Linked DNA regions of Homo sapiens: regions 1 and 3 are each linked to region 2. A link is a loop called in an ENCODE intact Hi-C map of the cell type or tissue named here. Cell type or tissue: Caco-2. All regions are shown on one strand. Each heading gives the region's core, and the rest is flanking DNA. Links, peaks and the distances in the headings are about the cores only. Region 1 overlaps PRSS23 (serine protease 23). Region 2 has its middle 34 kb from the start of ME3. Region 3 has its middle 9.9 kb from the start of PRSS23.

The links. A loop is a pair of places that touch in the nucleus more often than their neighbours do. Peaks named below come from ENCODE experiments on the same cell type or tissue, not always from the same donor. Only the 100,000 strongest peaks of a DNase experiment are listed, where the experiment ranks them.
Region 1: a loop joins it to region 2, with 4 times the contacts of the local background. A loop is called at or near these places in 2 of 110 quality-filtered maps.
Region 3: a loop joins it to region 2, with 4 times the contacts of the local background. A loop is called at or near these places in 2 of 110 quality-filtered maps.

The regions. Positions count from the first base shown.
Region 1 is chr11:86,808,019-86,818,563 of GRCh38, reverse strand. It overlaps PRSS23 (serine protease 23), which reads right to left. Exons shown (of 2, transcript NM_007173.6): 2 at 7,331-10,545. The coding sequence ends at 9,769. Among named protein-coding and RNA genes, the nearest start is that of PRSS23, 13 kb to the right of the region's middle. RefSeq lists a silencer at 1-37 and an enhancer at 6,439-7,025. In Caco-2, for the core only: no CTCF peak of the experiment used is centred there; a DNase peak (open chromatin) is centred at 6,353.
Region 2 is chr11:86,701,696-86,712,240 of GRCh38, reverse strand. No RefSeq gene overlaps it. Among named protein-coding and RNA genes, the nearest start is that of ME3, 34 kb to the right of the region's middle. In Caco-2, for the core only: no CTCF peak of the experiment used is centred there; a DNase peak (open chromatin) is centred at 5,690.
Region 3 is chr11:86,785,416-86,795,960 of GRCh38, reverse strand. It overlaps a transcript of PRSS23 not described here. Among named protein-coding and RNA genes, the nearest start is that of PRSS23, 9.9 kb to the left of the region's middle. In Caco-2, for the core only: no CTCF peak of the experiment used is centred there; DNase peaks (open chromatin) are centred at 4,670, 5,357 and 5,720.

The DNA.
Region 1 (10,545 bases), core at 2,432-10,431, 110 kb before region 2:
ATCGTTTAGTCTGAATCTACAGAACAAGGTGATATTTCAAAATTTTGATTTATTTTTTCAAGTTACGTGTTGATTTAGAAAGGAAAGGTCTTTCTAAATGGTCGGAAACACTTACTAAATACAAATTGATCAGAATCATGTTATAAGGAAAAACAATGGTTGAAACAATAGTGTGTCTTAAAAATTTAGATTCCCACCCCAGGCACTCGAGAAACTTCTGAATGTTGGCCATTCAAAATAGATTTCAATTAATGATACATATGATGTGGCACAGCATAAAGGAAATCTGAAAATATTTGGTTAGCATGTATAAATGAATCAAATCACACATGATTTGTTTTATACTTGTACTGATGATACAAAGTTTTTAGGTATGTAATACAGCTTTGCAGATATGTGCACATATTTTTTTCTGGTGTATCTTCTCTGCAGGTAATTTGGTATGTGCTAATCAGTTGCTAACAAGGATCAAATCAACGATTAAGCCTCTTCATCAAGGATCAAACAACTCTTGTTCTGAATTTGCCTTCCCTGAGGCTCCTGACTCCCAATCTGGAGGCATGGTTAGTTGCTCCACTCACGGTAGTCTTATGGCACCTTGCTATTAGTAGAATAAGAGCATGAACTCCCAAGGCAGACTGCTAAGATATGAATCCCATTTCTAGCTGTGTGTTTTTGGCAAGTTACCTTGCTTCAATTAGCCCCTCTCTGACATGGATACAAAATCAATGCCTACTTCATAGGTTTGTAGTGGGAAGTGAATTAATTAATATATGTAAATCATTCATAAAAGTGTCTGGCACATTACAGGTACTCAATACATGCTTGTTGGTTTCATAAATGAATGATCTGATACTTGCCTGAACACAACGTAAATTCATTACAAGAACAAATTCATGAAGAAACTGCAGGATTCTTGGATGGATTTTCACTGGCTATAAAAAGTCAACTGGCCAGTGGCAAACAGGAGAGCTGAATAGTGATACTCTTGAAAAGAAACTCTAATTGGTGTTCAGGTCCACCAGACAAGGCTCTTTGTCTTACTTCTAGAATACGGTGACAATCCATGAGCCAGAAATAGAGGTATTTCAATAAAAGTATAGAGTTTTGTCTCAAAAATGCCAGCCAGCCATTTAGAAAAGTTCTATCTGCAGTCACAGAATTGCTCACTTTGTTTTTTGTCTTTTCAACCATAGCTATCTAAAGAGTTTAAAAATAGCCACATCATTAACTTAATTCTCTGGACAGATTGACACATTTCAAAAGAAAGAGTTTTTAAAACAGTATCTAAAAGGAACACCATATAAAAAGTTATAGGAAGTTCCAGAGTCAGGAAAAACATGATCCAAAATATACTATACATGAAATAGAAAGCATGAGGGAAACAGAAGCCCACAGTTAGAAGGCAATAAAAAAAATCACAAAAAAAGGCTTTCTTGCCCCTCAAAAACCATATTTTCAAGCAAAAATAGGCCATTTGAAAAAATATAGAATGGAAATAAATCTGATCGCAACTATAAATGTCCAGAGTTTTAGACTCAAGCATGATCATGTTTTATTCTTTCACAAAAGTGGGTCTTATAAATAATTAGATTTTCAAGTTAAACTTTTTCTGCAGATGAATCTTCATAGGATTTTACAATTTTCAAGACCTCAGACAAAGTGAAGAGAATTTGGGACACTAAACAGCTTGAAGAACAAAACAAAGCATAAAGAGGCTGATCGGTAAAGATATAATGAAGGAATTGAATGAATTCTTCCTGATATTATGTTATACTCAACCAACACATCTTTTCTGTGAAAGTAGAAAGACAAAGTGGTGGCATTTCTATTCCAACGCTGTGTTCAGCTGGTCTGGAAATCATCCTGGAGTAGTAAAACCTGTCACTTTAAAAAAACAGTGTCCTTATGTCCCAGAATGCCTTATCCACAGAGGATATTAGTCATGCTGGGGGCTATGTTAGTTTACCAAACATGGCATTTTCCATCAGGGAACTGGGGGTGGAGCAAGTTTTAATAAATCCAAGAAAGGAAATGTAATAATCAGGCAGGACGGTAACTCAAAGACTTATTAAAATGTAGGGGAAGCACTCAACTCATTCAATTTACAAAGTGGCAATTCCATTGTACTGAGGCCAAGATATTTTGTGGAGAGGGTAGTTACTGAGCCTCATCACTCTGGGAGGTAGAGCAAGAGTCATGACTACAGTGACCTCAAAAGGAGAAGACGCATGAACACCCTGAGCACAGGGATGTATCTCAGTCATCTCTGCAGCCCCAGCGTGAACACAGTGACTGGCACCGAGGTGGGCTTGAGGACATTTGCTGAATGAATAACTGAATGATTGACTAATTGAAGAGATGGAGGAAGGGCAACCTAGCTGGAGGGTAGGAGAGCTTGAGCAATGACAGAAGGTTGAAAACACGGATGTGTTTGGTACAACTTGGCTAGACGACAGGTTATGTGACTCTGGGAAGCAATGGGGGATAAATCTGATCACTATATTGGATTGGTCATGGATTCATGGCTAAGAAAACTAAACTTCTCTAGTAACCAGCATCTAGTCAATAGGAAACATAGGGGAGGGGCCTGATCAGGTCTTTGCTTCAGAACATGTCTTGGGCAGGTGTGGGCGAGCTGGGAGGCTCAGAATCCAGTTTGGAATCTGCTGTCATAGTTAAAGGAGAAACAACAAGGTGAAATCAGGGCAGTGGCAGGGGAGCTGGAGAGGAGGTGATGGATAGCACAGAACTCTAGCTTGTTGCCTGTGAGATGTGGGAGAGGATCTATGTCATGACAGGCTAAGTCATGACAGACAGACAGACACTCACTTTCTCACAAATATTTCCTGTGCTAGACCATGGGATAGATAAGGGAAGACACAGAAGAACAGAACTCAGCCCCTGCTCTTGCAAGGCTCATAGTCTTGTAGAAGAGGCAGACACATAAATAACAACAGCAATGTAACACATGCTAGAATAGAACAGAATACATACAAAACACCACAAGAGTTTTATTCTGGGATGTGTTTGGACCCAAGAAATATCCAAGCTCACATAACCCTAAGTCATCATGTTCTGGGTTATATAAACCATCTGGGATCATTCGTTCAATCAGCCATTTGAATAACATTATTTATTGAGAACCTACATGCCAGGCACTGTTCTAATTGTGGGGACACAACAGATAAAAACCTCTGTCCTCATGAAATTACATTCTAGTGGCAGAGGACAAATACATAAATATAACAGTGTTAGTGATAAGTGCAGAGCAGGACAATAAAACAGGGAAGGGCAATAAGAACTCCCCGAGGAAGGGGCTGAGGGGCATTGAATTTCAGAGAAGATGGCCAGGGAAGGCCATCCTGAGAAGACATCTCATTGGATGGCAAGAACTGGCTGCTGTTCCCACGGCTGCTGCTTGGATTCTAGCCCCTTGTTCTGTTTATTTCATTTCCTGAGACTCTCCTCATTCTCTCCAAGGCAAACACTTCAGTCTTTCTTCACTGGATTGGAACTTGACGCTTCTCAAAGCTGTTCTTGCTCTTTATGGAAGACAGGGCCTTAGTCCTTTTAATAGCCCGAAGACAAGGGGCAGTGATAAATCAAGACTAAGAGAGCACAGTATTTTTACACACTTGATACACACATAGACAAATACCACAGTGAAGAGTCACCCTGCACTTTCTGCCTCTCAGAAAACATTGGTCCAGGCAGGAGGGGATGGCAGAGGGCCTCCCTGAGCCCATGTCTGCACCACCCCATTGATGCCTGGGTTCTTGCTCTTCTTGTGGGCAGAGCTGTCCCAAGTGTCCCTGGAGGATTCAGTTAATCAATCCCTCATTCACAGGCATGATAAGCATACCTGGTGCACAGTGCCCCATGCTTGCATGGTGGGTGCACAGAGACACACAAGGCAAGGTTCTGCTTGTCATGAAAACAGCTGAGGCTTGGAGGACTAGACAGACTCCTCTCTGGTCTCCTGCCTTCCACCCCGTCTTTCCCACCATAGCCAGAGGGACATTTCTAAACATAACCTGAAGCACAATCTGATCTTGTCCCACCCTTTGTCTCTCACTTCCTCAACCTGGCTTCCAACTTTTTTCTCTTGCTTTCTTTGAGGCCACATTTTCCTTGTTGTCCTTAACCTTATTGGTGGCTTCTTACCAGCTTCCTTACTGCCTCCTCCTCCTCCTCCTCTTCCTCCTTCTCTTCTACTGAACCCAACATCTAAATGTTGGTGGACTGGGACTCTGTCCTCAGCCCTCTTCTCTTCTCAAGCCTCATTCTCTCCCCAGATGATATTATTTCTCTGTGGTTTAAATATCATCTACAAGTGCATTTGAGATATTTCTACTGAGCTTCACAATCAGAGATCCTATAGTTCATTTGACATTGGCATTTGGGTGTCCGCTAGACAGTTGAAACCTAACATGACTGACACAGGAATTCTCGGTTTTCATTTCCACAGCAGAATCTAATTCTCTTCCTTTAGTCTTTCCCATCTCAGCAAATGGCACCTGGAATCTCTGTGGATGCTCAGGCCCCAAGCCAAGCAGTCATTCTTGATTCCTCCTTTACCACACCTATTCATGTTGGCTCTACTTTCAAATATATACTCTTCCAGATATGACCACTATTCAATATCCTCTACTTCCAAAGTCAAAGTCACTGCCATTTCTTACCTGGATTACTAGTTTTCCCATTGCCACTGCCTAAAATCCATTCTCCATTTAGCATCCAAAGAGATATTGTCAAATATGAATGAGTTTCAGGGCTGCATTTTGATTTTTGTGGGCCCTAAGCACTTTTGCCTTCATAAGTCTCCTTCTCCATTAAAAAATATTAAAAATTATATTTTATGGCTGTTAATATAAATATATTAACATTATATTAACACATTTTATTAGGCTTAAAAATTAACTTTCTTCTTCTGATTTTAAAATAAATATTTCTGTGTGATCTCTGAAACTGCTGTGGGCCCTAGACACTGTGCCTACTGTCCCTTCATGGATAAGTCGGTCCTGATTAGGCCCCACCAGGGCTCCTACTTAAAGTCCTTTGACTGTATCCCCCAGCAAGTAAGATGAATTAAAAAGACCTTGACAGAATCCTTAATTTCTATATGAGCTGGCTGGAATCTATCTTTTTGAACTCTTCCCCATCTGTCTCTTAAACAGAACAAATTTGATACTGCCAGGGGCCCTTGCACTTCAGTTTGTTGAGGCTCAAACATATTCCCTCCCAAATTCTCAATAAGCCACTAACACACAGGTATAGCAAGCCTATGAGTTTCTTGTGGGTTATGCAAATAGGAAACAAGATGACTGGGCTTGAAGCATCTTGCTGGCTGTGTACTTGAGACAGCTATCTGTTAGATAAAGGTGCGCAGGAGACAGAGGGTTATATCACCATAGTTAAGGGCTAAGGAGGGTAGAAGAGCTGGTGTTATCTGAGAAGCAGCAAGCAATGAAGAGAGAACATCACTGCAATGAGTCAGATAAATATGCCTGTCTCCTTTCTCTCTTCCTCAGCTTCAAATGAGCCCACTGAGAAGCTGGAACCCAGAAGAGGGAGGATCTTTAAATCATATAGGAGGGTTTAAATTTTAAACCACAATGCATTGGGATTTATTTGCCATAAGGAACTAGACAACTGTGGAATCAGTCTGCCCAACTCCAAGGCCATCATCTTCCCATACCAGGCTGCTATCTCAGCTCTCAATCCTGTTTACCCTTTCTTTTTTCTTTTTCTTTTTCTTTTTTTTTTTTTTTTTGAGACAGAGTCTCACTCTGTTGCCTAGGCTGGAGTGCAGTGGCATAATTTTGGCTCATTGCAATCTCCGACTCCTAGTTTCAAGCGATTCTCCTGCCTTAGCTTCCCTAGCAGCTGGGATTACAGGCATGCGCCACCATGCCCGGCCAATTTTTGTATTTTTAGTAGTGACGGGGTTTCAGCATGTTAGCAGGGCTGGTCTGGAGCTCCTCACCTCAAGTGATCCACCTGCCTCAGCCTCCCAAAGTGCTAGGATTACAGACATGAGCCACCATGCCCGGCCAACCCCTGTTTACTCTTGTTCTGGAAGCTGGTTTATTTCCTCCTCCGGGGGGAACCCCAGACTAAAAACAGATGTGTTGTTGATCGCCCAGAAATGGCCTCATGTCTGCCATGTATGTACGATGACCCCACCCCATCAAAAGGATTTTTAAATGCCCTTCCCCTATTGGAGGCCCTCAGAATGCTGAGCCAGGCAAAGAAGGTATCACAGGAATCACAATGGAAGCCCAGAGAGGAGAAACGCAGGGAGCTGCAGCCCCACCTTTGTTCCTAGATTAGCAAGGATGGCTGCCAGTCTGCACGCTATACAGAGCTTTGAAAGGTTAATAATTAAGTGACCAAACATGCTTGTTGGCCAAGACATACCTGGCTTACACCTGCTGCCCCAGCTTCATTAGTCATAGCATTCTCAAAAGAATCCCATTCTGAATGATAAATGAAATGGCTGCCTTATCAAACATCCATAGAAATCAATGGTCAGAGGCAACTTCAAGGCATACCTGAGCTGGTTCATGACAAGAACAAAGAAAAAGTGCAGACATGAACAGCAGCAGAACCCAGGCAAAGTAAGAAGGAAGCCCTCAGTGAGTGTTGGGGATCACTGTCAGAATTCCTCTGGACTCACTGGATGGCTGCCATTTACCCTTCAGTTAGCAGACAGCAGCCTAGAGTCATCATTCCAGGGCAGGCTTAGTCATTCTTAACAAGTTCTGCATTAAAGACCTCCTGTGGGGTTTGTTAGAGAAAGAGTGATTCCTTGAATACATGATCCAGGCATCACCAGGTACTTCCCATCTCCCCAAGCAGGTAGACTGAGCTACACAAAGAACAGGGAATTGGGAGCATGACCTTGGTATTTCAATCCCTTTTTGGTCCAAAAACAGTAAAAAGAAAGATTACACATACAACTCTGCTCCTATTTCTTTACCCCTTTAAGGCTATTTTCCCACCTTTTAAAAACACTATCTCCTTTTCAAAATTCAAAATTTGGAGTAAAGTCTATGTAAAACATGTGTCCCCAGTTCTGCCACAAACTTCTGATTCTCAGCGACAGATAATTTTCAAATTTATTACTTCTAATTTCACGCTGTGAAGATTTCCAAATCCTGGTTATAGGGTCTGGTTAAACCCTAAAGGCACAGACACCTGACCCCACTCGGACTCATCATTCTTTCTACATTACCACCTCAACCAAAAGGCTGTTACAGAGATCCCCAGAATGTATTTAGTAGAACACCAGATTGCTTATAGGCATTATATGAGAAAACAAGGGTTTTGTGATCAAAGATGTTTATTTAAATGCAGATTTTACAACCTCAACTTGTCCCTTTACAACAGGTCTTCCCAGAGCTTTTAATGTGCAGACAGGCATGTGAACCTCTGATAAAGAGAGGGAAAATGGAGAGGCATCTTCCTCTGACTTAATACAACCCTTTTTACTTTTGGTAGAAAATCATAAGGCATGAGTGTTTAAGGAGCACACTTTGGGAAATGTGGTTCTACTAGCCTTACTAGGCAAATATGCTTCTAATATGTATAACTAACACATGTAAAGCACTAATTATATTAATAATGCCATGAGTCCTTTTTTCTTTTTCTGTCTACTTCTATGATAGTTTAATACCATGCTTTCTTTTATTATCACTAAAAAGATGGACATGTTGAATTATTTTATAATTTTCTTTTACAGTTCTGTGAGTTAAGCTGTATATAGCATATGGGTGTATCATTCTTTAGTAAATTACATCTACTTGTGAACTAAACATTGATTTCATTTTGACTTTGTGCCATTGTCTAACTTTGCAAAAAATCAAAATCAAGGAATCAAGGTGCTTCACAAAAGGAACATCTATTTTTTTAAAAAAATCCATTCTGGTCTTGGTGTTCAGTGAACTTTTTTTCACCAAGCTAAAGCAAAAACAAACAAAACCCCCAAATACCAGACATAGAAATGGAGACCTCCCTTCTTCCTCAGGCTAGATTCCTGTTAGATTCCAAAGAAAATTGTGCTGGAACTCAGAATTTTCCTGGCGGCTCTGCATCTCCTTGCTATGCATAGTATTTCTCATATGATTTGAAGAAAGCACTGTGGTTGTACGTTTCTTGAGTGCCTTATCAGAATTATCCTTCCAAAAAGCTCAAGAAAGACAAGCAGAAAATCCCCCAGAGAATGTCTAAGTGACAGTGCTCCATCTGAATATCCTTACAAATTGCTACAATGCAGGTTTACCTGGGGTGCAAGCACAGCAAACACGTGCTTGTAGTCCATTTGATTTTTTCTCCGATACATTTAGAAAGAAGTGCTTAGGCCGAGAGCCATAAAATAAAAACATACAATAAGTCCAAGTCTTTTCTGTATATGCTGTGATTTGATAATCATATTGATAAAACATGTGTAAAGGCCTTTATTGGAAGGCATGATTCTGATCCATTTTGCATTCTTCCAATTTTCATTTTTGCTATTATACCTAATTGTTTATCTATAACCTAGAGCATTCCAGCAAAAGCGGCCCTTTTAAAGCTAGAGGGAAAAAGGCCACACTGGTTTTCTTAAAGTAACTTCCAAGTATTTTCACTATAAATGAGAGAGAAAAGTTTCCAAATTGAAGAAGTACATAGCTCCCAGAAAGCACACTGAAAACTATGCAGAATAATTTTTGATCAGGCTGGAGGACTGTGCCAGGCTCCAAACAAGTGGTTATTCTGTTGTGACATCTGCCAGGCAATGCTTCCATTGTTCTCTGGAATTTAATTCATTTTAAATTACTCCATCCAAATGATAAAACATGAGATGTGCTATAATCCAGGGGTAAAATGCTATGATTGTTTTTAGTGTGGCCACAACTGTTTGCTGGGAGGAAATACAGCCTGTTCTAATTAAGCCCTGATTATTGTCTTCTGAAAAATAGCTAGTTCCAGAAATGTGAGTGAAATCCTGTTAAATGGAAGGGTTGGGATAAACACTCTTGGCCACTCTGGTATGACTTTAAAGTTGGGAGGGCCATATGCAAAGACTTCCTACAAAGTAGAGCAACAACCTTTGGAAAAGAAACTATTTTTGGAACTAAAAGCAGCTTGGGATACTGGTTTACTATAAGGTATAGTTTAATATGTGTATCAGTATAGTCAACACATCATTTTACTGTTCAAAGACTACCATGCAAATGCCTCCAAATCCAAAATATTCTGCCTAACAAATGCTGTCAAAGTTCCTAAATGGGAACACTGCCTTATGGAAGCATTAAAGATCAGGCACTGAATTAAAAAAACAAAAAAACCCACCACCAAGATGAATCTCAGAAGAAAACACACATGCACACATATAAGAATTCATATCTCTTGTATGCCAAATATTTAATATAAATCTTTGAAACAAGTTCAGATGAAATAAAAATCAAAGTTTGCAAAAACGTGAAGATTAACTTAATTGTCAAATATTCCTCATTGCCCCAAATCAGTATTTTTTTTATTTCTATGCAAAAGTATGCCTTCAAACTGCTTAAATGATATATGATATGATACACAAACCAGTTTTCAAATAGTAAAGCCAGTCATCTTGCAATTGTAAGAAATAGGTAAAAGATTATAAGACACCTTACACACACACACACACACACACACACGTGTGCACGCCAATGACAAAAAACAATTTGGCCTCTCCTAAAATAAGAACATGAAGACCCTTAATTGCTGCCAGGAGGGAACACTGTGTCACCCCTCCCTACAATCCAGGTAGTTTCCTTTAATCCAATAGCAAATCTGGGCATATTTGAGAGGAGTGATTCTGACAGCCACGTTGAAATCCTGTGGGGAACCATTCATGTCCACCCACTGGTGCCCTGAAAAAATGCCAATAATTTTTCGCTCCCACTTCTGCTGCTGTCTCTTCCACATCCTCACATAGACCCCAGACCCGCTGGCCCCTGGCTGGGCATCGCATTGCTGGTAGAGCAAGTCATAGGTCTCGTCTTTGACGTCACAGAAGCGATACACCAAATTGCCTGGTCGGTCATTGTCATAACCAGAGAAGTGAATTCTGCCCCCTGGCAGCTGCTTAGCAGGAGGGCTCACCCCAATCTTCATAAATTTTCTCTTGTGGGGCTTTTTGAGTTCCAGGAGGGCATAATCATAATCCATGCCGATGTCATTGGCATTGCCCTTGATCCAACCCTTGGGCACATGGGTGCGTTTCACCCGGATCCACTGAAATTTCATCTGCTCGGGCATGGCTGAAGTGGAGTCGTTGGCCCCTCGACCACCATCTTTAAACTTGGGCTTTAGGAAGCCCACTCGAAGCTTCTGGGTTCCTTTCACATAGGTTTTTCCATCGTGTATGCAGTGGGCAGCTGTGAGGACATGCTTCTCTGCCACCAGGGTGCCGGTGCAGCCCGTGGATAACTTCACTGATGTTGAGAAAGGGTAGTTGAGCAGGAAGTCCTTCCCAAAAATGCTGAACCTGCTGTCATAGCCATAAATCTGCCGCTTCCT
Region 2 (10,545 bases), core at 1,610-9,609:
ACATGTTTTTATGTACATTCATGAGGTATACTCATTTTTAGATTTTTTTGAAAATGAAATGCCTTTTTGGTATCAAGGCCATCTGCCCTCTTAAAACAAATTGGAAATTATTTTTCCATTTTCTAAAAAGAATGTGGAAGATTACTATTATTTCACTTTAAACGTTTGATAGAATTCACTGGTGAAGCAATTTGGACCTCAAATTTTCTTTGCAGAAGGTTTTAAGTTATTTATTTTTTGATGGAGACAGGGTTTCATCATGTTGTCCAAGCTGGTCTTGAACTCCTGGGCTCAAGTGATCTGCCCACTTTGGCCTCCCAAAGTGCTAGGACTACCAGCGTTAAGCCATGGGGCTCAGCCTGTAGAAGGTTTTTAATTATGCATTTTTTGACAGATACAGGAATATTAACAATTTTTACCCTTTCAAAAAGTATTTTTGGTAAATCATGCTTTCCAGGAAAATTTTTCATTGTCAAATTAAATGACATAAAGCTTTTGTAATATTTCTTTAATAACTGTAGGATTTGTATATATCCCTTTTTTCATTACTGAAATTGGTAATTTGTGATTTCCCTCCTCCCTCCACTTTTTTAAAAAACCAAACTAGCTAAAAGTTTAGCAATTTTATCCATCTTTTTACAGAACCAACTTTTGGCTTTTTTTTTTTTTACTTTGTTTCTACTCATATTTATCATTTCCTTTCTTCCATGTACTTTGGGTTTAATTTGCTCTTCATTTTCCATCTATTTAAGATGAAAAGTTATAGCATTGATTTTCTTCCTTCCTCTATCCCTCCTTCTTTCTCTCTCTCTCTTAAAAAAGTATTTAAACTATAAATGTCCCTCTAAGTAGTGATTAAACTGCATCTCATAAATTTGGATAGACTGCATTTTTATTATTCATTTTGAAATATTTCCAAATTTCTCATGTGATTTATCCTTTGAATCATGAGCTATTCAGAAGATTATTAATTTATTTCCAAATAATTGGAGATTTTTCTAGATATTTTAAATTGTTATTTTATTCTGTTTATTTCACTGTGGTCAGATAACTCATACTCAGTATGATTTCAGTCTTTTGAAATTTATTGAGACTTGTTTTATAGCCCAGAACATAGACTATTTTGGTGAATTTCCTGTCCTATTGAAAAGAGTGTGTACTCTGGAATTAATTGTTAGATTTACATGCATTTGTCTACTTGTCTCATCAATTACTCATAGTGGCATGTTAAAATTTCCATCTATAATTTTGGATTTGTTTATTTATCCCTTAGTTCTGTCAGTTTTAATGCATGTAGTTTGAAAATCTGTTATTAGGTGGAATCCTTTCATCCTTATTAAAAGACCTCTTTAATGTTGATATTATTCCTTATCAAGATAATTACTTTGAGATTACTATAGACACACTGAATATCTTATGATTGGTGTTTGATATGGTTTGGCTCTGTGTTCCCACCCAAATCTCATCTTGAATTGTAATTCAAATTGTAATTCCCATGTGTTGGGGGAGGGACCTCGTGGCAGGTGATTAGATCATGGCGGCAGTTCCCCATGGTGTTCTCATGATAGCAAATGAGTTCTCATGAGATCTTACGGTTTTGTGAGGGGCCTTCCCCCCCTTCGCTTGGCACTTCTCTCTCCTGCTGCCATGTGAAGAAGGACGTATTTGCTTCCTCTTCCGCCATGATTATAAGTTTCCTGAGGCCTCCCCAGCCATGCTGAACTGTGAGTCAATTATACCTCTTTCCTTTATAACTTATCCAGTCTTGGGTATTTCTTCATAGTAGCATGAAAACGAACTAATACAGTGTTTGCATGGTACATCTTTTTCCATTTTTGCTTTTAATCTGTTTGAGTCTTTATATTTAACATGAGTTCTTGTAAACTGCATGAAGTTGGACCTAGCTTCTTTTTAAATCTGGCAATCTCTTCCTTTGAATAATCTAGTTCATTTACCTTTAATGTAATTATTGCTATGGTTTGGTTGTAATATTTCTATTTGTTTTTCCTTTCCTGGGTTTTTTTTCCCTCCATTTTTATTTTGGGTTCATTCAATGTGTTTTAGTATTTCATTCTATGTATTTAATTGGATTTTAGCTATACCTTTTTGTATTTTTTTAAATGACTGCTCTAGGAACTGCAATATGCAGCATTTTGTCACTATTTGTCCTGAATTAATATTATCCCACTTCACATATTAGACACTTAACAGTATAATTTTGTTTATATCCTCTCTTGTCTTTGTACTATTGTTGTTATGTATTCTATGTCTATACATGCTTTAAATCCAATAATACTTTGTATTATTCCTCCTTAAACTGTCAAATAACTTTTAAAGAGTTTAACTAAACACTTTAAGCGATTTGTTTATCATTTCTTTGCTCTTTATTCCTTCCTGTAGATATAAATTTATGTTATTATATTCCTTCAATTTGAAGAATTTTTCTTTAGAATTTCTTATAGTGCAAGTGAAGTGTGACTAACTGTATTTATTTTATCTTCAGTTTTGCAAGACATTTTCACTGACTAAAACACAGATGCCCCTCACCTTGGAGGAGCATCTTGGAGTAACATCCTGATAAACCCACTGCAAATTTAAAATATCATTGAAAATGCATTTAAATGCACCTAATCTACCTAACATCACAGCTTAGACTAGCCTACCTTAAACATGCTCAGAACATTTACATTAGTCTACAGCTGGGAAAAATCATTCAACACAAAGCTGATTTTATAATAAGGTATCGAATAGCTCATGTAATTTATGGAATATTGTACTGAAAGTAAAAAACAGAATGGTTGTATGGGTACATTAAGTATAGTTTCTATTGAATGTGTATCACTTTTGCACCATCACAAAATTGAAAAATCCTAAATCAAACTGTCATAAGTCAAGGACTGTCTGTATTTTATAAAATTCAGCTGTCTTTTCAGTCATTCTGTCATCTTCTGACCTTCACTGTTTCTGATCTGAGTCAACTCATTCATATTATCTGTTTCCTATATATAATGTCTTTTCTCTCTCTCTCTCTCATCTTGTTATAATTTTCTGTTTATCTTTTATTTTCAGCAGTGCTTTCTTTGTATTTATCCTGCTTGAGGTTTGCTGAGCTTTCTGGGTCTATGGCTGACAAAATGTGTAAAAATTTCAGCCAGTATTTTTTAACAGCTTTATAGAGATTTAATTCATGTACTAAACAATTCACCTATTTAAAGTGTACAAGTGAATGGTTTTTAGTCTATTCACAGATTTGTACAATGATTGCCACACTTATTTTACAACATTTTCATTACTCCCAAAAGAGATCCTGTACCTATTAGCAGCCACTCCCCATTCCTCTTCTCCACATTCCAGCTGTAGGCAACAACTACTCAGTCTTTCTGTAAATTTGCCTATTCTGGACATGCCTCAGCCAATGTGCTTTTAATTAACTATCTGATTGATATTGTTTCACGTCTTACTGAGACTCTGTTTACGCCTATTCTATCTGTTTTAACTTTATTCTTCAGATTCAATTATTTCTATTGATCTAACTAAAAGTTTACTATTCATTCAGCTATTATGCTCATCCTGTGAATCTTAAAATTTGAGATAGTCCTCTTTGCAGTTACAGATTTTTTTTTTTTAGTTTCTATGTCTCTGCTGAGATTTCTATTTATTAATTATGGTAATTTTTAAGTTTCCCGAATGTATTTATAAAAACATCTTTAAAGTCCTTATTCACTTATTTCAATAGAGGAATCATCTTAGGGTGGTTTCTATTTGCTGATTCCTCAGTTTACTAGGGGTCACATTTCCCTGTTTTGTTTTGTTTTCACATGTCTAATTTTTAATATACACTGGTCATTGTGGATAATATGTCATAGAGGTTCTGGGCTTTATTATCTCTTTCCTTTTTTTTAAGGGACAAGGTCTTGCTCTGTTGCCTAGGCTGGAGTGCAGTGGCATGATTATAGCTCACTGTAGCCTCGAATTCCTGGGGTCAAGTAATCCTCCCACCTCAGCCTCCCAGGTAGCTGCGGCTACAGGTGCACACCACTACACCTGGAAAATTTTTTAATATTTTGTAGAGAAAGAGTCTATGTTACCCAAGCTGGTCTCAAACTCCTGGCCTTAATGATCTTCCTGATGCAGCCTTCCAAATCACTGGTATTATAGGTGTGAGCCACTGTGCCCAGCCTTCATTATCTCCTTCTGAAGAGTGTTTTGTTCTAGCAAAAACTTAAATTATCAGTAGTTCGCCTTGGTATTGTGAAGTTTTGGTTTTGGTCTTTCTTAGAGCATGTCCATTTCGGTTCTGCACTTAATCCTAGGTCAATTCCCTTAGTCCTAGCACATGAACTTTATTCCAAACCACTGCCTTTCTGAGATTCTGATGGACAGCCCAAGCTTTCTGCCATGCCTCTTTTTTATTATTATTATTATACTTTACGTTTTAGGGTACCTCTTTAACGTTGTGGAACTCAAACTCCAAAATCTATCTGTCTTGTGGCAGGCAGTTGCTAAAACCTCCATTTAGCCCTTTTGGCTTCCCAGCTATTATTTGCCCCCTGCACAACTTGGTGCTTTTCTCTAAACATTCATGTCAGAGGTGAGTCAAGGATTTGAGAGGATTTTATCTGGGGAGCCATTTCCATGGCTCCTTCCTTCCAGGATTTCTGACCTCAATTTCTTGCTACTCTGGAAGCCCTGAACTCTGTCATCTGATTTTTAAGGTCAATAAGACTGCCTTTCTGCTGGAGCTCTATCCTCTGAATGCTGTAGAGATAAGGGAATGTCTTCAGGTGGAATATCACTACATTTGGATCTCACCCAATGTGGTTCCTTCTTTCAAGAGTCAAACTTTCTCCAATTTATACCAGGTGTTTTTTTGTTATTGTTGTTTGTTGTTTGTTTAACTCTCTTGGACCATTAAACAGTTGTTTTAAGAAGTATTTTATCCAGTTTGTAATTGTCAAAATTATAACATCAGTGTTTTTTACAGTACAATAAAGATTTTATATTTTAAATAGCTAGCTTATCACTACTATAGAAGGACAATATCGGAAAGAAAAAAGAAAATAACTTTGATGTGAATGAATGATTTTAAATTAGAAATAACACAGCCAATAACAATATAACAACGATTATACTTTGTTAAGTATTTACTATGCCCCAGGGGCTCTGCTAAGTGCTTTATCTTTATTGGTTTATTTGCTAATCGCAACAGCCCGAAAAGTGAGTATCATCAGCCCCATTTTAGAGATGAAAAAACTGAAGCACAGAGAGATTCCAGAATTTTCCCAGGAATCACAGCAAGTAAGCTGCAGAACCAGGAGCCTAGCTTGCATGGTGACAGCAGAAGTTCCATGAGCTTTGATGAGCATTTTAACTTTGGGATTGGTAAGGCTTACTTATTATGGTTATTTTGGAAAAGTATTTTACTCCAGCATCTCAGGGTTTCTTGCTGCCCTCTAAGAGAAGACAATGTTGCAAATCCAAGAGATGTTCTTATTCTGGCTCTGGGCCATAAGAATTGCTGTATTTTCTGAGCACAGAAAATATGAGCTTCTACAGCCCAGAGGCTAAGGGCTTATATCTTTTTCTAGTTTCCAAAAAGTTCTGAAGGCTAGAATGTAAACAGTCCTTCAGGATGAAACAAAGCAGGGCAAATATATCCGCAGGCATACACAGGCTAAAAAGTTTGCTCAATACACAGAGCTCTAATGGCAAACACAGCAAAGCAAACACGACAATGAGAAGGGGAAAGAAGATGAGACTGAAGAAAGTCTGCTGATCAGACCCAGGAGTTTATCAGCCTGAACATCTGGTTCCCTGGAGAAGTATAGGGAGGAAACTGGGAGACCTATATCTGCCTCCTTCAAACACTTGAACTAATTTTGACACAGCCTATAATTGGGCCAGTGAAAGCCATTTGGAGAGGGCTTTGTGCATATCACAATTTGGCATCTAAGATGAAAATATCTTGAATGTTGTCATTCATCCCAGCTGGGTTAAAAACAAAAAGACAAATATCAAATTAAGGCACTCCTAAATGTCAGGTCAACAGGCAATGCTCAAGTGGCCTGCGCTGGACTAAGGAAAACTCAGCCTAATGCAATCTGGACTTATAACAATTTGGGACCACTTGGCCCAGGGGAACTCCGTGGTACCAGCTATTAAAGGTACTTTCTTAGGTAAAGATTGCCTCCAATAGGGGCTCTATTAGGAGGAGGGACTTCTCCTCCTGTTTACCCACATACACTACCCCCTGATCTTCTCATCCATGCAAACTAATAAATCTTATAATACACAGGTGGCTTTTTCAGTGGGTCGTTGATTAATTGGTACTGAAATCTTGAGTGTTGCCAATTGATTGTTAAGAGAGAGGGTCTTTAATCCTCTTGGTTTTCCACTTACTAAAATGGAAAATGGCATCATTCAGGGATTGGTCAAATACATTTGTCGGCAAGACTGGAAAATAACCATCAGATGAATGGTCAGTAGTACAAAAAGGCTAATTCTATAGGGTACAAAGAGATGTGGTGAAGATCAATGTACAAAGCACTGTGTCTCACAGCTCTACCTGCCCATTGGTCTGCCTTGAGAAGTAATGAATCTCCGGGAGAAGAGGAGAAACATGTTGCAGAGGGAGCCAAGCATCTGATAAGTGTGTCAGCTAATTGATTTTCAGGTGCCCTGCCAGCTCTGAGATCCAGTTTTTCTAAATTGTTCTGAAACATTTCTTGAGCTTTCTCTATGTTCCAAGCACAATGCTAGGTGTTGGGGGCATACAATTGAAGACAAAGTGGCTCCAAAAGCATGCAGGATGCCTGGGGAGACAGACACATAGATCATTTCCATTGGGCTTGTCGGTGCTGGACCAGGGTTTTTTGCAGGACACTATGGGAACACAATATAGGGGGCAGCTTAGCCCAGGCTTAGGTACTGGCAAGGGAAGGGGTGGAGAAATGATTCCTGTGAATAATGTCTAAGCTGAGTCTGGAAAAGTTAATAGGAGTGGGCTAAGTGGAGATGGGGACAATCTGGAAATGAAGCTGGGGTGAAAAGTTGGGACAGGTAAGACACAAGTATACATGACATAGACATTATTATCTGCATGCACAGATGACAAAAGTGATGCTTGAACAGGTTGAATTAAATGCCTATAATTTGAAGTCAAACAGTCCTGAATTCCAGTCTCAGGTCTGCAACTTTCTTATTGAGGCAACAACTAGCAAATTATTTACTTCTCTGAGTCCCAATTTCCTCATCTACACACTAGAGCAAATGAAACTGCCCACCTAATAAGGTTATTGTAAGGATCACATGAGGGATCATATGAGGCAGTGTATGCAAAGCACTCAAAGCCTTAAGTGTCTGTCTCAGCACACTGTAAGCACTCAATAACTATGGAAATTAACTTTTAAAAATCTCCGTTCAAGATTACACAGAAAATGACACCGTGTGGATCTGAACTTATCTGTAGTAAACACCCAGCACCAACAGTGGAATAATCTGCTCTGGGTGGCAGCAAGGAGAGGTGCAGGGTCGGTAGAGAATTTCAAAAGAATAAAACTGAATAAATGTTGGTCTGCATTTTATTATTGTCGAGCCTAGAGAATTCCAAACAATGTCAGTGATAAGATACTCTGCCCCCAAATATCTTTTGTTGGTCTAAAAATTTCTAAACAATCGCTATGTTGTTACTGTTGGGTTTTAATAATATATTGAAAGCCACAGTGGCCTCTGACAGGTTATAAACCAGAGAGGGTTCCCTGGATCACATTCAGCTGAGCATAGTTTTCACATTTGAAAGTGTGATGTTTCCTTTATTCCCTCCTGATTCCCATAGGGCCTCAACAGTCTCCATATCTGTTTTCTTTTTTCCTAGAAAAAAAAAAAACTGACATCCCAACCGGTGGATTTAGCTGTTTGGGTTAAATTGTGCCCATCTGAAGCCTCACGGAATTGCAACGATGTCACCCTGAGATGGGCAACATCTTCGTGCTTAGTGACCGTGGACAGCTTTGGATGTTGGAGCTCTCCAGAGTAGAGAGCTCTAGATGAGGAACTAAAATAGGGGATGCGGAAAGAGGACAGAGGCAAGGTTTAGAATGAGGAAGCTGGTCATCTGAGGGTGTGAGTGGAGAAGATGATCCAAGTGGGGAGAGAGAGTGAGCCCAGAAAAGGGAGACGGCTGATAGGGTGGGGTCAGAAGGAAGCATCAACAATGAAGTTCTTCCACTTCAAGTTTTCCCCAAGGCAAAGGGGTATACATTTGTTTTTAGTGTTCTGCTGGGTTGGAGGAATTCAAAAGACAAAAATAAAAGTCCCCAAAGCCTTGGAACTAATTACAGCAGATGATGGGCACTCTTGTAAACACAGGAGAAGAGGGGACAGTGATCTTTTGAAAAGAGCATTCGAATAAAGTAGCCAAAAAACTGATAGGAACAAGATTATGGTATTTAGGCACAGAGATCCTACAAACCCTCGTTATCGAAAGCATATATGTGTGCCTAATCATCTAAGTAATTGGATTTTAGGAGTTGATGGAAGATTAGATGAAAGATCATTGCAGATTTTACAGACATGGTCTACAAAATGGCAGGGTACTCCTGTGATGGTCAATGCCACCAGCTCTTCACTATTTCTTGACATAAAAATATAAATCAATTAGTTAATCAATCACCTTGTATTTGTTGGGCATTTACTTTGCTTCAGGTACTTTACTAAACCCTGAGGCTACAGTTATCAACACAATCCCTATTGTCACCAAGATTAGAGTCTAGCAGTGGTGAAAGACCTTAAACAAACTATTATATATACAATAATAAATTAAATGACTTCAAGTAGGTAAAGTGCTGTGAAGGAAAAGTACAGGGCGCTAAGGGAGTGTATGATGGAGTGAGGTCAAAGAGGCTTTACCCAACCACCCTGTGATTAGATATAATGGATTGGAATAATTCAACCATAGCAAATCTTAATGGCAAAGCAAGAGTAACATGAGCCTCAGAGTAATCTGGTGGGATCATATGCGCCAAAACAAAACCCCTGACATTTGCCAAGGGCGACTCCGGGAAGTTCTTTAACACATTCAGACTAAGATAGATTTAGGAGTTATCTATACTCACCTAACTTCATCTTGTACAATGCAACATACCTGGATAAAAAATAGATATCCAAATTACACACAGGCAATTATATACAATGGGAGCAACAAGCATGGTGGAAAAGCCAACACTGGACAAAATAAGTGAGTACTAGATACATTGGTGCTAGCCTAGAGGCCCTAGGACTAGCCAAATGAACTTACGTGAAAAAAAAAGACACAGTGAAGAAAAAGACTTAGTAGGCAGACTCACAAATTCAGAAAAAGACTTACTGGAAGGGATGTTATTCCAGAAGCAGGGGAAAGGATGCCAAACAGCCTGGATCAACAATTGAGCATTTGAAAATTGGATACAACAAACTCAACAAATAATTAAGCAATATGCTAGTGATTTTTTTCTCTTTAGCCATGGGTCAAAGGCTGTACCAGGGAGCCAAACCCCCACAAATCATCTGCAGAGCAGCAGCAAAAAAAGGGCCCTGCTGAGGTAGGAGGCAGGGCTCCCTTCTGGACAAGATTGAAGACTTAGGAAACAGGGAAGAGGGGAAAGCACCTCTCTGTAAGACACACCCACCAGTGACAGTTTACCATTGCCATAGCAGCACCCAGAAGTTACCACCCCTTTCCATGGCAATGATCTGGAAGTTACCACCCTTTTTATAGAAACTTCTGAATAACTCGTCCCTTAATTTGCATGTAGTTAAAAGTGGGTATAAACGTGATTGCAGAACTGCCCCTGAGCTGCTACTCTCAACACACTGCTTGTGGGGTAGCCCTGCTCTGCAGGCGCAGTCATGGAGCTGTATCACTGTTGCCTCAGTAAAGCTGGTTTTTTCCTCCACCTGCTCACTCTTGAATTTCTTCCTGAGTAAAACCAAGAATCTTCCCAAGCAGAGCCCCAGTTTTGGGACTTGCCTGACCTGCAATATTGCCACCTTAGGAGAGCCTTTTAACGTGGCTATTTATTAAGCTCTTTCTGAATGAGCAACCCTGTGCTAAAAGCTTTATATACAGTATTCCATTTAAAGCCTATAACAAATATTTTCTGGTGGCAGAGCCGGTAGATATACAACACAACAAATTACAGTCATGACACCATGATTGAACTCAATGAGTAAGTACATTCCAAAAATAGAACTATAAATTTCAACTTTATGAAGACAAACATTTTTCCATTAGAAAACTTCTATGTGAATTTTAGTTGGAAAAATCTAATCGTGCTGCTGATTTGTAGTTTCATCCACAATGCTAGAGTTTGCTTAAGTGTTCCCTAAGGCAATGGAACAAAGAGATATGCATTTAAAGCCTTCAGTGAAATAATTAATTGCTGCTCTGAAGATACACCAATGTTATTTCATGATTTTTGGCCTTCTTCCTCTTTGCATGTAAGGATAGACAAGGACCGCATGTCTTTCTTTTTCAATTATTTGGAGGTGAAAAGAAGTATTTTTTTG
Region 3 (10,545 bases), core at 1,514-9,513, 84 kb before region 2:
AACCTCAACTCAACTAAATTTTAGTGCTTATTTTTTATGAGACCAAGATCCATATGTAGCCTCAACAATTTAAGTCAGTTTGAAAGTTATCAAAAAGGATTATGTCTAAGGAGATAAATGGGCATATTTCAAAATCATTTCCATATGGTTTCATATTTCTTTGATAATAATAAAGTGTTACGTGGATCTTGTAGTTTACTCAGTAAGTGGGGGTTTTCAGCTCTGTGTAGTGAGTGAAAAGAGAATTGGAATGAAAGTCAACACAGGGTGGGGCATTCTAAATGTGTCTTAGCCATAGAGGTGCTGTGTGACCTTGGGTAAATCACCACACTCATTGGCCTTGATTTCTTGTCTGTTAGTAGAGAACCTAGATAACCTGCTGTTACAGTCTTTGAGCTTATGACATAGTAATCCTTACGGGAAGATGATCCACATCATTTTTTAATTTTGGGGCACCCACGGTGCCTACCATGGGATCCCGGAGTAGCAAAGGATGTGAAATTCTGTGGTCAGACTGACTTGGATTCAACTTAGAATTCATTTATTCGTTGGGTGAATGTGGGCAAGTTACGTGACCTTCTGTGCCTCACTTTTCTCATCTGCACAATGAGACTGATTTAGGGGTGTTGTAAAGATTCAGTGAGATAATCAGTACAAAACCCATAGCATCGAGCTCAGCACAAAGTAAATTCTAAATTGGCAATACGTATTATTATTATAATTATTATTATCATTACTATCACTGCTGCTATTGTTACTACTGTGAATGCTCAATAAATGTTTTTGAAAATTGTTGAATGAATAAATGAATAAATCAAACTGTTATATTATCCATGCTAAAAAGTTTAATCCAGACTTTATAAGAAAAAATGTATCCCAGGACTCCCGTTGACACCCCCAAATCTTGTCTTCAGTCTGGTCTACAGGCAAGAGAGTTTTAATATTGAATTCAGGAAGAATTATAGATTCAAATGAGAGCCATGGTTGTATTTTTTGTCTCCTCCTCCAATCTCCTCTATGGTACCATCAGTTCATTCATTGAACAATTACCTATTGAACCATGAATATTACAAGGTTTATATATTTGTCAGTGTTTTTTTAGGGCAAAATCACATTTTTCTTATAATGTTTAATTTAAAATTTTCCTTGTAAAAAGTAAAACCCCCATAGTAAAATTCCTGTAATAAAAACAAATCTAACAAGATAAACCACTCAAATCTCTACAGCACTTAATACAGAAAACAAATATATTTGTATTACATTCAAAACTTTCTAAAAATTTCTATTTTTGTTAAGTATAGATTACTCATTTTAAGTCTTTGGAAACATAGGTAGTCAGGCACTCTAAATGTAAATATGTGAAGGTGTAATATATAAAAGCTTAACATACAAAATTATTGTAGGGTTAAATTGTCATATTGGTACATATGGTAGGAAAAAAAGAGCTGCACAGCAAGTAAAAGCTTTACTCTAATCCTACTTAGAATATGCCAATCTAAAATTATCAGAAAGAAAAATAGACTTGAGTACTTGCAATTTCCTGTATGCTCTGGGCACTATTGTAAACTGAAATATTGGGAACATTTTGGAATAACTATGTGTTTCTCATTTTCTCTGGTCAAATTTGAAGTCTCCAAATTTGAAGTGGCCAGCATGGGGCTTCTCTGATCTACTCTAACTTGCATACTGGATCTTATGATCAAGAACAAAAGAGAAAATGAAGATTTTATATTGGAAATTTTTTTTCTGAAATCTTTACAACTTTAAAAATCTTTTATGGAAAATTATTTTGTTTTCAATTTTTGTTTATATTTATCCATAAATGTTGGATTCTCTTTTTACTCCTTTATAAGGAGTAAGCTTTCATGTGGTTCAGTGTGGGGTCTGGATATTTGAATTTGGGTCTTTTATGAGGTTTCTCCTTTACTTTGTGGAAAATTCTATTCATCCTTCAAGCTCAAATATCAGCTGTTCTCTGAAGGCTTCCAAACCCTTCGGTGCTAGATTTGTAAGTTTAACTTATGTTTTTTAGAGGGTTGTATTAAAATTATATCTTATGTTGTAATTATATATATTTACATGTTGAAACTCAAGCAGTCCAGAGCTCCTTATGAGTAGGAAATCTGTCTTGTTTTCCTTTTTAGTCTTTATAGTTTTCTGCTATAGTCTAGCAGAGAACCTAGCTCTTTGTAAAGGCTTATTTAATGTTAATTTAATAAATGATTAAATTAATGAATAAAATTCTAATTGGTTAAAAATATTAGATCAGAAATAATTTAGCTTGCCAGCCACTAGGAACAGGACACAGTGAGTGTACATGAAATTTTACCACTGGGGCTCTCACACTCTCCAGAATGTTAATCTGAACTTCCATTTAGGGTCTGTTTACCATTGTTTCCTTACAGTTCATGTCAGATAACAAATTCAGTTTCCACTTGGCCTGCTAATTACATTTCACTACTCACGCTATGGCTACATGGTGGCATTCTAGGTGCCATTTGTCCATGATTTATGACATTTGACTGGCTTTCTGCAGAACTCTTTGCAGTATGCTCTGAATTTGGCCACTACAGGGTGTTCTGAGTTGCTCTACCATGGAGTCCCCCAGGATTAAAGAATGCTATTGGACAATATGTGTTTCCCAAATTCTATTCCCTCCCACACTTCTGGAAGAGGTCAATAAATTGCCTGTAAAAAAAGGTAGTTAAATATGGATATTACCATTTCAAATACTCTGAGAAGTCTTGCATAAAGAAATCTAGTTAAGCTCGTTTATCTCAAAGGTGCCCAATCTTATTTGACCACGGAATCCTTTTTTCAATACAGAAGTAACAGTTCACAATATAGAAGCCTTCTAAAGAACAGAATTTGAGCTCAGGAGCTCAAGACTAGCCTGGGCAACATGGTGAAATCCCATCTCTACAAAAAAATACAAAAATTAGCTGAGCCTAGTGACGTGTGCTTGTAGTCCCAGCTACCTGGGGGGCTTGAGCCTGGGAGGTCAAGGTTGCAGTGAGCTGTGACTGTACCACTGCATTTCAGCCTGGGTGACAAAGTGAGACCCTGTCTCAAAAAAAGAATGGAGTTTGAAAAACGTCATCCGTAAGTTTACCCCACTTCTACAATTGAACCACTTCTGTTCCCAAGATGTGCTCTGTGCTTTTTTTTTGCCTTGCTGTCTTTGTTCATATCTGAAACTCTTTCATATCCATCTGTCTACATTCTGTCCATTTTTCAAAGGCCTAACACAATGTTACATCTTCTACAAAGTATTTTTGTTGGCCTTTGATTTCCCATAACACTTTCTGTAACTTTCTCATAGCTCTTGTAATTTTATTCGTTTTATTTTCAGCTTATGTTTCTCCTCCCCTACTGTTGAATACCATGAGTTTGCATCTCTGGCCTGCACCTTTTTTGGCTGGGTGTGTTATTCAGGGTCTTGGCAATAGCACATTGGTTCAAATGATGATACTTTAATGAAGTGGCTACTTATGGAGGTGAAGACAGGGTAGAGGGAACAAACAAGCCAGAGAGGCATCCAGGGTCTAGCAGCAGTGGGAAGCCATCACTCATCTGGGCAGGAGGCAGAAAGGAGAAAATGCTGTCCCAGAGCCCAGTGAGCATGAGCACCTTGGAGGGAAGCCTGCTTCCAATTGCCGAGTAGTCCATGGAGAGTTGCAGCTGCTGCAAGAAATGGCTCCCCAAGGACGGAGGAAGTTGGAAAGAAGCACCCTGACCTCTTCTCTTCCTACTCTGATCTCCCGAGGCCTACCAAAGTCAGCTCACAAGGGAGTCAGGTTGTGCTGTCTGTAAGGACCAGCCTTCTGAGCACAGTGCAGGGTAGTGAAGGGTGGAGAACTCATGGGAGAGAGGCAGACAGAAAATAATCAGCACATTGGGAAAGCCTGCTTCAAAATAGGGGTAGTGACCAGTACCCTCCTCACAGGGCTGTAAGGAGATTATAGGGATTTCATTAGAAAATGTATCCAAATATTAACATATCGCACAGAGCCTGATTCTCAAATTATTTTAGCTAGTCATAAGAACCCTGTGAATAGCTACTGGTATAAAAGCTCATTGAAGAAGATGTCATGCATTGCTTATTTTTCAGCTCTTACACATGGCAGCATAGGCCCTCTGAGCAGTAGGACCATGAATGGATGCCATCAGGTGTGCCACGGGGAGCCACCTTGAACAGAGGTCACAGGGAAGCTAGTTTGGCTGTTTTGACTAAAATCATCAGTCAGTCTGACCTTGGAAAACAGACAGCAGTGAGCTGACTTTAAGACTTATTTTTAACTTTCAGCAGATTGTTCTGGCACTTCTTCCCCACAGTCTAGGCCTCTAGGTTTTCCTTTGTCTCTTTGTGGAGGTGAGAGCTGCTGAAAAACAAGTGAGCTTGTGAAAAGTGCCTCACAGCCATCACTGGAAATGGCACCAATTTGTCACATTTGAAAGCCAGCTAGAGGTGGCTGGCCCAGGGGTTCAGCAGGAGGATTTGTACTTACAGAAGCAAATTGCTTCCTCCTTTTTCAGAAGAGTAACCTGTTTTATTTCAAACACAGGATCACCTGGCTCCTTCTGCCCTCCGCACACAGATTAGGGAAACCACAAGAATAATCATCCATGTGTTCTTTTCACTTCAAAGCCCTGCAGAATGCCACAAGGGCTGGTTCTCCCACCTGAAACAAGAGAGGCCCTTCCAGGGCTGTGCTGGTTTAAGAAAGCCCTTTCCTGGGAACTGGGGGAGTGAGGTGGGACTTACCAGATGAAGGCAAATCTGTGTCAGACAAGGAAGCCACACAGGTACCCTCCACTGCAGCTCTGCGCCTGTGCTCCTGGAGGAAGGGTGAGTTTGCAGGGTGACAGCTCTGTGGAACCTGTCACACTGACAGAGGCAATGAAGGTCACACTGGGATGAGATTCCAGTACTGACACCAGCAGCTGCAGGTAGGGACTTCCTTCAAGGAGGAGTGACTTTTTTATCCGGGTTTCCGGCAGACTAAATTTAGTGGGAAAAAGCCCCTTGATCCTGTGGGATCTGTAAGTAGTTGCTCACATTGTTGTCCCTGCCCCTGGGAAATCAAGACATAAACCCAAACTGTTAATAAATGGCTCTGATGTCACTACACCCACAAGCCTCACACTTTCTTAGTGGGCCAATCTTGAGTCCTCTGGCTTTTCCTGGAGCACACAGATATTTAGTCTCTACTCAAGGCTGGCAGAGGTGCTGTTTGGGGAATTGTGTGCAGTCAGGGTGAGGATAGACTCTCCAGACAAGAAGTGGGTCCATTCCATCAAACAGCAGGGTGATAGGTAATACAGTGGTTTGAGGATCATGCTGCCAATAAAAATGGGCTCTTCCCAGCAATGTGACACCACTCCAAGATGACATGACAATTTTTCTTGTAATGTGAAAATGAAAAAGTCACTTGGCTACAATCCAGGAAGACCCAGGAAGTCTAAACTACCTAAACTACCATGACCTCACAGTTGTATAAATAGCATTTTGGAAAATGAGGTTATCCAAGCTATTTGCTCTTTCAGGACAAGAGATAGCAATCTCTCTCTCCCTCTCTCAGTGTAATAAAATTGAACTCTTAAATCCTTAAAAACCTTCCTGCAGGAAAACTTAAAACAAATACATGACAAGCCTTTGATTTCTTAGCCTAGCTTTGAAGGGTTGATTGCTGACTTCAAGGCAAATTCCAGTCTTGGTAGCAGTCCCCCAACCCCAACTACAATCTGTAATTTTATTATCAACTCTTTCATCCTCTGCCCAACGATCTCCAAGCTTCAGGGAAATGAAGTTCACTCAGAGATTGGGTATTCTTGATCTAAGCATGATAGGTGTCAACCTTTGCATTTATTCTGATCCCTACCTGACAAGAAAAGAAAGGATGAGTTAGCTATAAAATGGTTTTGTGTAAAGTTGTAGTTTTAAATAGTATAGGTTGGTGCAAAAGTTACTGCGATTTTTGCATTGTTGAAATTTGCCATTTGATACTGGAATACATTATTAAATGTTATGTTATATATCACTTTAATGTACATTTCTCACTTTATGTTTTTTGCTAATGACTTCTTACTTGCTGTTTATTTTCGACTATAAAAATGATGTTAGACAAAAAGCAAATTTGAGCAATTTTCTTATTCGAGTTCAAAATGGGTCGTAAAGCAGCAGAGACAATTTGCAACATCAACAACACATTTGGCTCAGGAACTGCTAACGAAGGTACAGTGCAGTGGTGGTTCAAGAAGTTTTGCAAAGGAGGGGAGAGCCTTGAAGATAAGGAGCATAGTGACTGGCCGTCGGAAGTTGACAACAACCGAGAGCAGTCATTGAAGCTGAACCTCTTAAAACAACACGAGAAGTTGCTGAAAAACTCAACATCTACCATTCTATGGTTGTTTGGCATTTGAAGCAAATTGGAGAGGTGAAAAAGCTCAATAAGTACCCACTCATAGGTGCCTCATGAGCTGAGAAAAAAAAATGTCGTTTTGAAGCGTCATCTTATTCTATGCAACAACAACAAACCATTTCTTGATTGGATTGTGATGTGCGACAAAAGTGGATTTCATATGACAACTGATGATGACCAGCTCAGTGGTTGGAACTAGATTCTTCTCACTCCAAAGCACTTCCCAAAGCCAAACTTGCACCAAAAAAGGTCATGGTCACTGTTTGGTGGTCTGCTGCCAGTCTGATCCACTACAACTTGCTGAATCCCGGTGAAGCCATTACATCTGAGAAGTATGCTCAGCAAATTGATGAGATGTGTCAAAAACTGAAAGGTCTACGGTCGCATCGGTCAACAGAAAGGGGCCCAGTTCTTCTCCACAACAACGCCCGAATGCACATTGCACAACCAATGCTTCCATAAGTTGAGCAAACTGGGTTACGAAGTTTTGCCTCATCCGCCATATTCACCTGACTTCTCACCAACCGACTACCACTTCTTCAAGGATCTCGACAGCCTTTTGCAGGAAAAACGCTTCCTCAGCCAGCAGGATGCAGAAAATGCTCTCCAATGTTCATCAAATCCTGAAGCACAGATTTTTACGCTATAGGAATAAACAAACTTATTACTTGTTGGCAAAAATGCGTTAACTGTAATGGTTCCTATTTTGATTAATAAAGATGTGTTTGAGCTTAGCGATAATAATTTAAAATTCACAGTCCGAAACCGCAAATACTTTTGCACCAAATTACTTTTGCACTTTTAAAAAAGTACCTATGGCACTGATATAGTTGGAGTCCATCTTAATAATAATGATCATTTATAATCATTATAATAATAGCATCATGTGCTAGATACTGTGCTAGATACTTCCCACTACTTGCATTTGACCGGATAACCCTGAGCAGTAGTAGCTCGAATCCCTCTTTTTACTGGCAAGAACCTGAGGCTCCAAACAGTTAAGTAACATTCTCTGTTCAGAGTGTTGGAGAGAGGATGAAAACCCAGGACTCTCTATCCCAAATTCTCTTATAAGGTTTCCTATGTTGTTTCTGTTAAGATGCTTTTACATGCAAGTAATGGAAAATCCCAATTCACTCTAGCTTAAAAAATAATAAGGAAATGAAAAATCATACATATCAAGAAGTTCAAGGTCAGGGTGGCTGCAGGTGAGGGGCACTCAAGGCTCCCTCTCTGCTTCTCTTGGTGCCCCCTCTTCTGCATTGGCTCAGCCCTCAGGCTTGCGACAAGATGGAGAAACAAGCAAACATCATGTATAATTATATCCAGGAGACAATCAAAAGGGGGCTTTTCTTATGTGTCTTAGGAGCAACAAATTTATACCACTCCCCACACCTGTCCTCGTATTGCAATGGCTGGAATTCAATAGTCATAATACATCCTTTGCTAAACCTATTACTGGAAAGGGAATGAAGTTACCTCAGTTAGTCTAAGGTAGGTGGTGTGGAATAATTGGAAGAGGTCTGGACTAGGGTTCAGAGATCTTGGGTTTTAGTCCTAGTTCTGTCATCTACTTAGTTATGGAAACTTGCTAATTGGGTAGCCTCTTTTAGACCTTACCTTTTCCTTATTGGTAAAACAGGGCCAACAATTCCCACCCTACTGATCTCACCAGGTTGTTGTGAAACAGGAATGAAGTCATGTCTGTAGAAACACTTTGTAAAGTGTAACACACTACTTAAATGCATGTTATTGCTTCTATTAACATGATTCAAAGAGAGCTGTTGATCATGAGACACTTTCAATTAAACTCATCTGTGGTACTTAATCTCATCAAGATGATAGTTTAGAATTTGTATGAGTTTTGTCAAAGATTTACCTAAATTTTACTTTTGTGCTGGCAGATTAATAGTGTAAAATAGGGGGAAAGTATGAAATTTAGTATTTAGAAAGCCAATTTTCAAGCGTCCGGATGAACTTCAACAGGAAATCTATATATAAATTAGGATAGGTCAATAAGATTGGTTATTTATAAGTTAAAGTAGTCATCAAAAAGTAAGTTTTCTAAGAAGCTATTATACACCTTTCTCATCCCTTCATTTATACCAATTCAGTAAACATGTATGGAATATTACCATGGGAGGAGGTGATGGGGTACACAAAAAATTAAATCTGAAACAGACCCTGCTGAAAGGACAGTGACTATCTAATAGTTAAAAATTCTAGAAAGCAGACTAGATAAAGCAGCTATAATAAAACGTAGGAAGATAAGAGGAAGTAATAGCTCAGTAATGAAGGGACAAAGGGCTGTAACTGCTCAGAGGGTGGAGACAGTTTTCAGCTGTGGTGTTAGGGAAGGCTTCATGGACAAGGTGTCACTTGAATTAGAAGCTGTCAGATTTGGATATGGAAATAGCAAGTTCATCTGTTCACGTATATCAAACTTGCTTCAAAAATTTGAATACCCAACTGGAAAGCATAATCCTTGAGTATAAATTACATGAGAGATGCAGCAAAATATAAAAGTTGGAAAGGTAAAGATTGCAGGTAGAATATAGAAGGGCTGAAATATCATACTCAGGAATTTGAACTTTATTCAGTAGGCAATGGAAGTCAGCAAAAGCTTTTGGGCAGTGTGCCTTCATAATATCTGTGCTTTATAAGGATTAATCGGGCAGCTTCTGGAAAGGTAAGTGCAAGGGGAGAAAGTGAAGGCTGAGAGACAAACTAAGAGTTTGCACATTCAAGCAAGAGTTCATGAGAACCCAAACTAGATTATGGACATTGAGATGGAGATGACATAATGGATATGTGATATTCTGGAGGGAGAAACCTTAGGTCTTGGTAATTTATATAAAAAAGAGTTGGGGAAATGGGGGAATCAGGGACCTTTCGTTAGGAAGTGATAAAAAAAAAGTCACCCAAACTTGACTTGCCTAAATAGAGAAGTAAATTAGGCTGGGCACAGTGGCTCACGCCTGTAATCCCAGCATTTTGGGAGGCCAAGGCGGGCAGATATTTTGAGGTCAGGAGTTTGAGACCAGCCTAGCCAACATGTTGAAACTCCATCTCTACTAAAAATACAAAAATTAGCCAGGCGTGGTGGTGCATGTCTGTAATCCCAGCTACTAGGGGAAGCTGAGGCAGGAGAATTGCTTGAACCCAGGAGGTGGAGATTGCAGTGAGTTGAGATTGCACCTTTGCACTCCAGCCTGGGCGACAGAGGGAGACTCCATCAAAAAAAAAAAAAAAAAAAAAAAAAAAAAGTAAATTTACCTATTAACTTAATTGAAAAGTCCCCAAAATAGGTCTAGCCTTGGAACTGTTGAACTACAGGGCTCAAGAAACATCATCAGGATTTGGGCTTCTCTACCACTCAGTTTTTCTTCTGTGCTGGTTTCACTTTAAGGTAATCTGCAGATGCTTTTAACTTATATTTTCCCAGAATTAAAACCAGCAGAAAAGAGAGTTTGTCTCCCTCATCAGTTCCAACAACTATCCTGACCCCGATTCCCATTGGCCAGGCAGGGTCACCTGCACATTCCTGAAGTAATCTCTCTGGCTACGAGAGATCATTGCTGATTGGCTTGGACTCATATCTGGTCTTTCTTATTCTTATTTTAATAATTTGCCCATGAAGACAGCCTAAGTATAGGCCACTATAAAATGCTGCCCTATGACCAAGATCAGATCTCATTCTGATGAATTCTTCCTAACCAAAAGACATGATTCGGAACAGTGACAGCTTCTTTTCATTCCATCAACTGCAATATTTTTTAAGGCATTTCTTAAGGGCCTGGCACATGGCTAACCTCATAAAATGAATAAAACCAAAACTATTTCTAGGGCCGTATTCAAACTGGAGAGTACAAACCTACATAAATGCTAAAAAGATTTCAAGTCTGGGAAAAGGGTACAGATTATCTGAGGGGTGACAAAGGAGTAACTATTAACCTAAGCCTTGAAGCAGCTTTACATCAAAACAATCTAGGCAGGGCACGGTGATGCATACCTGTAGTCCCAGCTACTCAGGAGGCCAAGTTGGGAGAATTATTTGAGCCCAGCAGTTTGCAGCTTCTGCAGCATAGTGAGACTCCATTATGTTTAAAATAGAACAATCTAG